Linked DNA regions of Homo sapiens: region 2 is linked to region 1. A link is a contact called in ENCODE Hi-C or POLR2A ChIA-PET data. All regions are on one chromosome and are shown on one strand. The core of a region is the stretch at or near the end of the contact, and the rest is flanking DNA. Distances in the headings are between cores, read along the strand shown. Region 1 overlaps ARHGAP26 (Rho GTPase activating protein 26). Region 2 overlaps ARHGAP26 (Rho GTPase activating protein 26).

Region 1 (5,770 bases), core at 1,613-4,112:
TTCCCCATTGGTAACTTCATCTTGCTGAACTTTAATTTCTTCATCTATAAAATGTGGGCGATGATAGGTTTTTCTGACTAACTCAGCCAGAGCTGATGTGAACATCAAATGAGACTGTGCCAAAGAAATATACTGAAACAGCACAACACAATGCAAGCGCTTTGGACTCTACTACTGAGAAAAGAAATGCTTAACATTCATGGAATTTGAGGGGAGGGCAAAAGTCACCACGAAGTCTAGGTGGAGGCTGACATAGAGGTTGTGTAATTTCTACTTAAAAGAGGAAACACAGTGGCCCACTCTCCCTCAGCAGCATCTTTATCATCTATATAAATGAACTTGAGCTAGATCATGGTTTCCAAATTGAGCCACACAGCACCTGCACAAACAAAGGGGTTGGAGAGAAGCTAAGACCAAATGACCCCTCCCTTGGCTTTTATCCATTTTACTCATGTGGCTATTGAGGAAGGGCATAGCGGCTTTGAAAAGTTTGAAGACCTCCTAAATAATAATTTCCCATGTTGCTTGCAATTCGTTTACTTATCCATGTATTTAACAAATATTTACTGTGTGCTTATAATGGTCAGGCAACGTTCCAGGTGCTGGGGATACAGATGAACTAGACATCTGTAATCTCTGCTCTCATAAAACTTTCCAATTACTGAAGAAAACAGAAATAAACAGATGCACATTTATGATTACTTCAAATATTGATAAGTACATTGGAGAAAGTAAAAAAAAAAAAAAAAAAAAAGCGGGGGTTTATTGTGGACTTTAGGCGAGGAAATGCCTCTCGGAAGAGATGACGTTTGCGCCAGGCCTGAATGATGAGGGGTACCTCCTTGGGAAGACGTGGGGGCTAGTGCCAACAGAAAGTACAGGTCCTTGGAAGGTGAAAAGTCATTGCATTTGAAGGAAGAAGGCCAGTGTGATTAGCAATCAGTGCAATGCAGAGAGGGGTAGGAGATAAGGATAGGGCAGAGGGGCAGCAATCCGATCCTGCAGAGCCTTGTGACCTGTGAGTGAAATGGGTCACAGTGTAATAGCTAAGACCAGCAATCCATGCTGACCGGCATTCACTAACCTTGGAAAGTTGGGCAAGGGAAGTGCAGAAGAGAAGACCACACTTTGGCAAGTATTTTTCTTCAGCCATCCTTGATCCCTGCATTTCTCCTAGTAAATTCAAACATTCTATCCAAGGGAACCTTGCTTCTATTTATAGCTGGCAAAATCCAGAAGGAATAGTAAAATGCAGGACTTCCAGCCCTCCTTCATTAGGAGATGAATTTGTGCCAAATTACTCTCTTTCAAGGTTTCCTGGGTCTCGGGAGACCCCTTCCTGGAACACCCAAGCATTCCCTGAATTGGAGAAGGATAATCAATGAGTCAAAGGCACCAGAAACATGTACTCACCTGCTCCTCTGAGGCCAGGCTGTTAATCTCTGTCTGGTTTGGGTTAATGAGCCAAAGAGAATGAGTTTTGAAATGAAGCTAACAAATCCTGCTTACCAGGACTTTGTGACTACAGGGCCCAACAAAGAAGGCCCAGGGTGGGGAAGCAACCAGATGGTGGCTCAGTCACAGCACTAAGCAGGAATGGTTTTGTTTACCTAGCACTTACCAAGCACCACACATGGCAACATCTAATCCTTGCAACCACCATATGGATGAGGTCTAGTATTATTCACATTTTAGAGATATGGAACCTGAGACCCAGAGTGGTTACACAGTTTGTCTAAGGACACAGAGCTGGTCAGTGGTGTACTATTCTATCTTGCCTCTAAAAGGATGTTCCAATACCCTTTTACCTTTCTAGGCAGTGGCAAATGTATATCACTACCAAGTCACTCCAGTGGTTGGTATTATGGTTCATAAATACCTTCTATACTGACAGAAGCAAAGAGCATGCAATTCACCCTTTAGAAATGGTCAGTCTGCTCTGGGCTATCCTTCTTCTACAGATCTCACAGTTGCCCACTAGCATCAGACTGAGGTTCAGAGGCAAGAGCAATGTCCTGAAAGATCACTTTGACCATAGCTTTGTCTTATGATTAGCAATCTCAAATTTATATGCTTTCAGGTAAGCCTCTTGAGAGCATCTACCTTAATACAATAGAACTCAACTCTCCAGGAGCAACCCAAGCGGACAAGGGGCACTAAATGCCTGATCTGTGGCTCCTCAGAAGACTGAAACAGTTAATGCACCTTCAACAACCCAACTGAAGCTAAGCTCTATCTGAGTACTCTAAAACTTGGGAACATTATCTCCTTTGGGTTTCTATACTTTGATGTAGGTATAGTCTAGTTTCTACTGACCATTGTATATGAAGATTTGTTAAAGATCCGTGCCAACAAGTATCTATTTTCAAGTATATGCTTCTGAAGAAGAGAAATTACATGTGTTTACTTTATCTTATCACGGTCCATCTAAGAATCATTAAAGAATAATTATGACAGATAGAAATTAATAATGATGATGATGACAAAACCCCTGCCATGTGCCAGACATCATGCCAAGCATTCTGTGTGCATTGTCTTATTCGGTTCTCATACCAGCCTAATTATTCCTTTCACAGAGATGAGAAAACTGAGGCATTAGAGAAGTTAGGTCACATGGCCAAGGTCAGACAGCTGGAAATGGGCAGAGTCCAGACAGGAACTCCCACGGTCTGTCTCCAGAGCCCAAGCACTTAACCACTAACCACATGATCAATAAGTCATTGTGATGACGATGATGACAATGACGACGATGATGATGCTGACGATGATAAAGGTGAGATGTTGTGGGCAGCTGGGCAGGTGAATCACCGGAAGGAAGAACTTGCCCTGAGTCAGAAAGAAAATGAAACTGGGAACAGCCTTCTGATTCTAGCCTGGAGTATTTACCACCAACCCATGCAACCAGCTGGCATCTAGTATAGAAGTAACACTTCATATTCTCTCTGAACCACAGGGTTCGATCCTGACGATAAACACCAGGGGGGGAGAGTAGCTCTTTGATACAAATCACAGGGCACTGCAATTCTGAGTCCTTACCCAGAAGCTGCAATGAAAGTACAATTTAATAAATCAAAGGAGGGCGAGGAAAGCCTTCATATGCTTCCTCTGCACCAAGATGTGATTTTGCAATAAATTCTGTTCACTGCTGAGCCAGTTCAGTTTACATGTCCCTACAGAATTAACAGAGAATACACAGAGTCATCTGGATTCCCAGAATTTTTCTATGAGTACCTTTATTACCATTATCCAAGCCATACTGAGAAAACAGAGAGGCTTGTTTTTCAAATGTAGATATTAAAGACATAAGTAAAGCAAAAATTTGACAAAACAATCTAACTTTTCCCTTTCACACACAGCTGCATTAGAGCTTAGCCATACCACACTTTGGATCAAAATCTGGACAAAATAAAGATGCTGGGGAAATAGGTTCATAAGGAAATTTGTTTAAAACTGATGCTCCTCTCTAAACTGCACCATCTTTACCCAAATGCACATCCAAACTCTATGATCCCCTGAGGTTTTCTCCAAGTCTCCTCCCACCTGGCTGTTCCCCTGATGTACCAATGTGGAGACACACTGAATAAGGCAATGTGTCAACATCTTAAAACAACAGGCTGGTTCTACACCATCGAATATCATCTCATCTCCTCTGCATGACAAAGTGGGTCCACCATCACTAGAATCAAAACAGCTTGCTCTTTTGAATTGTGTCTGTCAGTGGCGACAGATTTGTAGTAATCTACTGCTTAGGTTCAAAGTCCAACTTTACTGTTTATTGGCTAACATGCACATCAGTTATCATCCCTAGACCTCAGTCTTGCCATCTGAAAAAGGGGGATAGTAACACTCTCCACCACTTAGGATTGTTGTAATAATTAAATGGAATCATAGATATACAATATTCAACACAGCACTGAATGTAAATTCTATGGCCTATTGAACATTCTATAAGGATTAACTTTCATCTTCATCACTGTCATTTTCCTCCTTCCTTCTCTTCCCACTTTGTGTTTAAAAAAACAAAACAAAAAGCCTCTTCTGGTGATGGAAATGTATCCCCTATGGGATAAATGGCTAAGGATGGGAAATGTCATTTGAGGGACCCTGTGGCATTGGTCTTGTTGGCAATGTAATATAACCAACTGAAACTAATTAAGAGATGAAGGGAAAGGAAAGGAGACAATCTAAGGTCAACGTTTAAATCAATGGTTCTTAATCTTTTTTAAAACAGCAATCAAACATAAAAATAGCCACCTGCCACCAACCACTTTTTCACTATCAATTATGTGCCAAACACCATACTAAGCGTTTAAACGAATGATTTTATTTCATCCTCAAGCCTATGGGGTACTACACCTGCCTCTATTTCATAGCATCATATGGGTTAATTAACTTTCCAAAGGTTACATACTAGCAAATTACAGAGCCAGGATTCGATTTAGGCAGAGCACAGTAGAGTCTGTACTCAGCCACAACTTCATACAACTTCTCCACCCAGTCCTGCTTTCCAGAGGAAAAACAGCCTGCCAATTAACAAAGAACTCAAAAGAGGCTAAGCAGTAATTAAAATGGCAACAATGCAACCATTATGTAATAACAAAATTTCCACCCAATTTAAGCATAACAGGAATTCTACAAACTTCCAATTAATACAAGTGTGGCAGTAATTAAAAACCACAACCAGCTTGAGACATTTTAGGATGCCCAAAAAACAACCCTCCTAAAACCTATCAGCACATACAGAGAGAACTGGCCAGGGTTGCCAAAGACTCTGTGGCAGATTTCTCAGTTGAACACATTAGAATGCTCGGCAAACACTAATACAGGCTAAATTTAGGAACTTTTTTTTTTTTTTTTTTTTTTCGGAGACAGAGTCTTGCTGTCAACCAGGCTGGAGTGCAGTGGTGCGATCTCGGCTCACTGCAACTTCTGCCTCCTGGGTTCAAGCGATTCACCTGTCTCCTGAGCAGCTGGGACTACAGGCCACACCTGGCTAATTTTTTGTATTTTAGTAGAGATGGGGTTTCACCGAACTCCTGAGCTCAGGCAATCCACCCGCCTCGGCCTCCCAAAGTGCTAGGATTACAGGCATGAGCCACTGTGCCCAGGCTTAGGAACTTTTAATAACACCCCTGAGAAGTTACTGTAAGACACCCTTAGTCTGTGGAATGCCACCCATGAATGGACATGATTTTTCTAGATCAGGACTTCTCTTTTCACCCATGGGCCACAGGCCACACTTGGAAAAGCTTTTGGGAAGGAATTGTTTGAATCTGAAGCATGAATAGCCTGGAGTAAATAAGGATGTGTCTCAACTCAAGGGGTCAGAGCCAGGGAGCCAGCTATTGGTTCTTCCTCCTCCTCCCATCAGAAATGTGACTCTCATCACCATGGTCTGAGTGGTGAAATGTGCTCAGTGGAGCAAAAATAAGATGGCTGTTGCTACTTTTCTGTTTCTCAGCTGACAATACTCTGCCAGGCTTTCCCTTTCCACTGCTACCACTGTTGTACTTGCTGTCTTAGGGAGGCTCCCTCAAATGTGAAACCAATAAAAATATAGTTGATGGCACTTCCCAAAGACCGATTCCTGAACCAATGTCAAGACCTTGCTCTTACCCTGTAGAATTATACATAAAGGGGGTTCAGTAACTAGCACATAGCCAGCCACTCAGAAAGTACTGATTGGATAAATAGAGAGCATAAGAGAGAAACTGCAATTAAAAAAAAAAAAAAAAAAAAAAGAAAAAACACTAAAGGTGGAGTTGGTGAG
Region 2 (5,770 bases), core at 1,620-4,119, 200 kb after region 1:
AATGTCCCCATCCCTGCAACTTGCCTGTCCACTCAGGTATGCCATAGTTCAAAAGGAAGAGTTTACAGAGATTAAGTTTTAAATTTTCTATCAAAATCCCTTAATAAATGACTACACACACAAAAAAGAAAGAGATGGGGGAGAGGGGAGAGGAACAGACACAAAAAGGCATGTTCATTAAAATATTATGAAGTTAACAACAGGACTTGACCTGGGGCTGAAGTCATGCCCTCTGCCTGAAGACAGCTGTAACACAGAGCTCTCTTTGATACTACCCTAAATTCCACACTATTCTTTCGACTATTATTGTATACATGGTAGCTTAGCTCAGCCCTGTCCAAAGAATTGTACTGAGGTCTCTGGGACCTGTTCCAACAACAACACACAATGAGGCCTTCTTTCTCTGATAAAGCCAAGAACCCCTCCCTCTGTGATCTGTTCCCCTGCCCCTCCCAGACAAAACTAAAGTATCATTTTGAGAAGAATTCATCAGCCAAATACTGCCTTCTCTTCACCTTCCCTGTTGGAGATGATCAGGTTGCAGGGCAGCTAAGGGTGAGTTGTGCTCTAGGACAGAGCCTAGGGGTCTAGTCTGCTCCAGGGAGAGATAAACACTTTTACTCGCAAATTCATGGCATCTTATCCACAGCTGTAGAAAGGTAAGGCTGAAAGGGAAGCAATGATACTAAAACCTGCACCAGTCCAATGTAAGATCCATGAGAGAAGGGCCTTATCTTATTCATGCTGTATTCCCAGAACCAAATGCAACAGTGTTTAGTGCTCAGCAGGTACACAGTAAATTGGTATTGAATGGATGAATGAAGTGAGCCACTAAGTGGATGAATGAATGAATGAGTGATTGGATGGATGGATGGATGGACAGATGAATGAAGGAGTGGATGGCTCCAGCAGGACTGGCAGAAGTTAAGAGGAGGGAAAGCATGACTGTAAGATTATTTTCTCTCTATCTGCTTGAAAGCTAGCAACTGTATAAATAATGGGACTCCAAAGGAGGACTATTTTTCTCTTTTCACAGCCATCCCTTGCAGGTGGTGGATTAACTGCAGGACTTTTGGCCCCTGAACCACCGGGACTCACTGCCTGGGGCAGCAAACCAAAAGCCATCTTGACTTTCTCCAGGACATATTCAGACACCCCAACTTCTGTCTTGATTGCTAGTGTCCAAAACAGGAAGAACAGAGTGCTGCTGGGAATGCAGAATTGCACCAGCTGATCTGACCCCTTCTTCTAAGAAGCTCAAAGTCCTTCACATCCTGGCTTCTCTCTTGGGGAACTTTTATTTACAGTAGACCTATATTTTTTTCTTTTCTTTTCCTCTCTCTCTTTGCTTATCTGTATTTTCTAATCATTCTACAATGAACAGATTACTTGAGTAATAAAAATGTCTAAGACTGATAAAACACACAAATAAAACCATTCAAAAAAGACACTGAAAACGCACATTTTATAGAGTTCCATTTCAACATTTCTACAGTATAAAATTTAACACTACCATTTCATGCAGTTGCACTCAACTAAGTCCTTTGAAAACCAAGCTGTAAATTTCTGATAAAAGTCAAAGCTCATGACTTAAAATCAGAACAGCCAGCCATACAGGCACTTATCTTATAAAAAGGGGCAGCCATCTGATGGGCAAGGTGCCAGAGTATTAGAAAGGACAAGGACACAAGCTTAATAAGTAAGGTGCCATATATGGATGAAACATATGTTCTCAGTTCAGCTGTGGTAAGAAAAGATGCTCTGCATCTCTCTTCTGGTGGCAAAAACTTCCAGAGCGGCTGACAGGAGCTATGGTACACTCCGCGGTGATAGAAGGGGTTTCTTTCTTGGTGGGGTTGATTGGTCCATCTTGGAGCTCAACCCTAGTCCCAAACAGATGGACCATGCTCTAGGCAGCTCGACCACCAGCTGGGAGGGGTCTCCCATTCCACTCAGTCTCAGAACTCATTGTCAATGTCCAGCCTGCTCCACAAAGTGATAACAAGGAAAGCAGCTGGGCTAGCAATCAAAAGATTGTATTTCTGGCCAGACCCTGCATACCCCACTTAGTTATTCTGTACCTTGGTGACTCCGTGTTACCAAAAGTGAGTGACACTAGCCGTATCTCACAGGTTGCTAAGCATAAACTATGGCAAATGTTAAACTGATGAGAAAAAAAAAAGAGGAGAGGAGGAAAGGAAAGAAAAGGGAATGCAGAAATTACTACTAAACAAAATTTGACACCAATTAGATGATTGGGATTTCCCCACCTCAAACTATGCTGAGTTTAACAAGCAGAAAAGACATGCAAATCACCTTTCGGATCAATGTTCTCCTAAAATACAACATTTTTTTTTTTTTTTTTTTTTTTTTTTTTTTTTTTTTTTTCCGAGACAATGTCTCACTCTGTTGCCCAGGCTGGAGTGCAGTGGTGTGATCTCAGCTCGCTGCAAGCTCTGCCTCCCGGGTTCATGCCATTCTCCCGCCTCAGCCTCCCGAGTAGCTGGGACTACAGGCACCCACTACCACGCCTGGCTAATTTTTTGTATTTTTAGTAGAAACGGGGTTTCACCGTATTAGCCAGGATGGTTTCGATCTCCTGACCTCGTGATCCGCCCGCCTCGGCCTCCCAAAGTGCTGGGATTACAGGCGTGAGCCACCACACCCTGCCAAAATACAACATTCTTAAAAATAAAAGAGAAATGAATAGAAGCTTCCAGTTTATCCTTTTCAACCCATCTTTCTAAGAGATGACACAGCATTAAAATATGGCCTGTAAGAACTGCATAAAGACAGCGGGTAAAGTCCCCAGTTCCCAAGGACAGGCAAGGGGGAAGCCAGCAGCACGCAGCTCAGCACAAATCTCTGTCCCGCTGATACCCATGAGCACCAGGGCAGGCACTCACATCCTGTCCTCAGGCTTAGGAGCCAGGGTTGCAACATGGGTGTGAACTTGAACATTCTGGGAATGTATCAACAAAAAGGGTGAAGAGGGCAGGGGGCAAAGACTTCCCAAGGCTGAATCAATAGAGCCGTCTGTAGACAGAGGGGCAGCAATAAAGTGTGCTGGATACACCAGAGCCGTGGGCTGCCTCAGGGAGGTTTTGCTAAGCATGGCCTGCAGAATCCATTCCCAGTTCCCTTTTCACACACAAGACCTCAGCAGCACAGCTGAACTGAAGCGCTGGGCCTCTGGGAATACAATCTGGTGTAGAAACTGCTGATCTGAGAGGCTCATGGTTTTAAAAGAACAGGTTAGGTTTGAACCCTGGCTTGGCCCCTTCTGGCAATGGGCTCTACATCTCTCATTCAGTCAGTGGCAAGGTAAGTGTGCAATTTACCAAACACTACTGCCCCTAAGTTGCTTCTCACAAAAAAGGAATAACCATACCTGTCTAACACAACTGTTGCTAGGATCAAATTGCATCATGCCTGAAAGCATTTAGCATGATGTTGGCTCAATGCATTCACTGTTATTAATTTCATGCCTTAATTTCACTGTGATTAATTTCAACCATTATCACGGTTGTCATTATTAACTGGAGAATGTGGCTATGTGTACTGTAGGATCATGTTACAGAAAAATCCCTCTCCCTAGCCCCAACCTTGAGGACGGGCACAGTATAGCAAGCCTGAGGGCTCCCTTCACACTTTGGATCCAGTGCTGCTGTTCTATATCAAAGCCCTCACCACATACAGTTGGTGCAGAGCCTCCAACCTCAGCAGAATATCCATAGAAAACAACTGCTTATCCTGAAATGAGTCAACTGCTGGTTAGTTCCAAATATGCGTAAGAAATCCAAACTAAACTTAGTTCTGGCTTCTTTGTACTACCAAAAGGATTTAAGATGACATGTGCCCATCAACTGCATATATTAACACAGAGTTAGATGTCTAAGTAGTGGGGGGGTACATAACTGGGATTGTCTTTTCTTCGTTGCACTAATCTTTCACTGTGATGTCGTCCAGGCATCACTCTAGATGCCCACACTACACAATAATGTAAGAAAATACGGAAGAAGGCAAAATACAAAGATGTTAACTAATGCCTTCCCAAAACTTTCTTTGGAGAAGTAGTCCCCAGATTTGGGAATTTCAACAACCAACTTAAACTAAACACACACACACACACACACACACACACACACACATTTCATTGCCTATAACTTATTATGCCATGTACAACCGTTAAAAAACATATATTAACATCACTGAATTAAAAAGTTGTCATGGCCAGCACAATGGCTCAGGCCTGTAATCCCAGCACTGTAATCCCAGGCAGGAGGATTGCTTGAGCCCAAAAGTTCAAGACCAGCCTGAGCAACATAGTGAGATTCCGTTTCTACAAAAAATAAAAATAAAAAAATACATGGGCCTGGTGGCACATGCCCGTGGTCCCAGCTCCTTGGGAGGCTGAAGCAGGAGGATCACTTGAGCTCAGAAGGTCAAGGCTCCAGTGAGCCGTCTTTGTGCCTTGCATTCCAGCCTGGGCAAAACAGCAAGACTCTGTCTCCGACAACAACAACAAAAAGTCTTCATTATTCCAAAACAGTAAGAAAGATACACTCCAAGAATAAGACACACACCTTTGCATTATATAAATTTAGGCTTATGAATAACCCATTATATTACACTGTCCACATTTTTCTCAGAGAAAACTGTGGGACTGGATTTCCACATTAGGGAATTGATGCTCTAGAAGGGGGAGCATTGCTACTTCCGGGTTAAGGACTATTGCCACTGGAAGGTTAAAAAATGACATTCCTGGTCCAAAATCAGCAACAGAAAGAGGAGCCTTTTACCCACCCTACCAAATATGCAAAGAAAGGAACACTGGCTTCATAGAGAAGGAGAGGCAGCAGGATCACTGGCTAACTCCAGAGCACCTTTAACCTTCCTACTAAAATCTGTCCAGCTCATCTTTCTGGGTTCTGGTACTTCATTCCAGGTTACAGCTGCCTCATTAGCTATTCCAAACCTCAGTCACACTTTTGGGCCTTCATATAAACTCATTTTTCGCTCTCCCTCCTCAAAAACCTGCTAAAAGTAAAATACAAACTTACCACATGACCTAGCAATTCCACTCCTAGTTACCTACCCAAGAGAAATGATACATCCACACAAAAACTTGTACAAAAATTTCATAGTAGCAACATACATAATAGCCAAAAAGTAAAAATGATCCAAATGTCTATGAACTGGAGAATAGAAAAACTAAATGTGGGCCAGGCGTGGTGGGTCACACCTGTAATCCCAGCACTTTGGGAGGCAAAGACGGGTGGTTCACCTGCGGTCAGGACTTCGAGAACAGCCTGACCAACATGGCAAAACCGCACATCTACCAAAAATACAAAATTAGCCAGGTGTGGTGGCACATGCTTGTAATCCCAGCTACTTGGGAGGCTGAAGCAGGAGAACTGCTTGAACCCGAGAGGCGGAGGTTGCAGTGAGCCGAGATTGCGCCACTGCACTCCAGCCTGGCGAAAAGGGTGAAACTCCATCTCAAAAAAAAAAAAAAGAAAAGAAAGGAAAAAAAGAAAAAGAAAAAGAAAATGTGGTATAGCCACATGATGGACTACTATTCAGCAATAAAAAGGAATAAGCTCGTGACACATGCTTCAACATGAATGGACCCGAAAAACATTATGCTAAGTGAAAGAAGCAAGACACAAACAATCATACGTTGAATGATTCCATTCATACAAGATGGCCAGAAATGGCCCACATACAAAACACAGATTAGTGGTTGCATGATGGTGAGAGCAGAATT

What was found. A loop is a pair of places that touch in the nucleus more often than their neighbours do. ChIA-PET counts read pairs that join two places held with the same protein, here RNA polymerase II (POLR2A). Pooled maps may share reads with other maps.
Region 2: a map of CD14-positive monocyte shows a loop between it and region 1 (4-fold over the local background). The contact joins two enhancer-like sites. A Hi-C loop is called at or near these places in 1 of 168 maps with a recorded cell type or tissue (CD14-positive monocyte) and 7 of 50 pooled maps. POLR2A ChIA-PET finds 5 or more read pairs at or near these places in 4 of 52 experiments (CD4-positive, alpha-beta T cell, CD8-positive, alpha-beta memory T cell, OCI-LY7 and 1 more).

Annotation. Positions count from the first base shown.
Region 1 is chr5:143,006,288-143,012,057 of GRCh38, reverse strand. All of the region lies in intron 11 of ARHGAP26 (Rho GTPase activating protein 26), which reads right to left. Among named protein-coding and RNA genes, the nearest start is that of ARHGAP26-AS1, 140 kb to the right of the region's middle. RefSeq lists an enhancer at 2,104-3,303. Within about 2 kb of position 2,862, at least 8 of the 41 ENCODE cell types and tissues checked have a DNase peak (open chromatin) inside an H3K27ac peak, as active enhancers do; they include CD14-positive monocyte, where a contact is called at or near this core.
Region 2 is chr5:142,804,855-142,810,624 of GRCh38, reverse strand. The region is part of intron 1 of ARHGAP26 (Rho GTPase activating protein 26); the gene reads right to left. Among named protein-coding and RNA genes, the nearest start is that of ARHGAP26, 37 kb to the right of the region's middle. RefSeq lists a silencer at 3,126-3,175. Within about 2 kb of position 2,869, at least 12 of the 41 ENCODE cell types and tissues checked have a DNase peak (open chromatin) inside an H3K27ac peak, as active enhancers do; they include CD14-positive monocyte, where a contact is called at or near this core.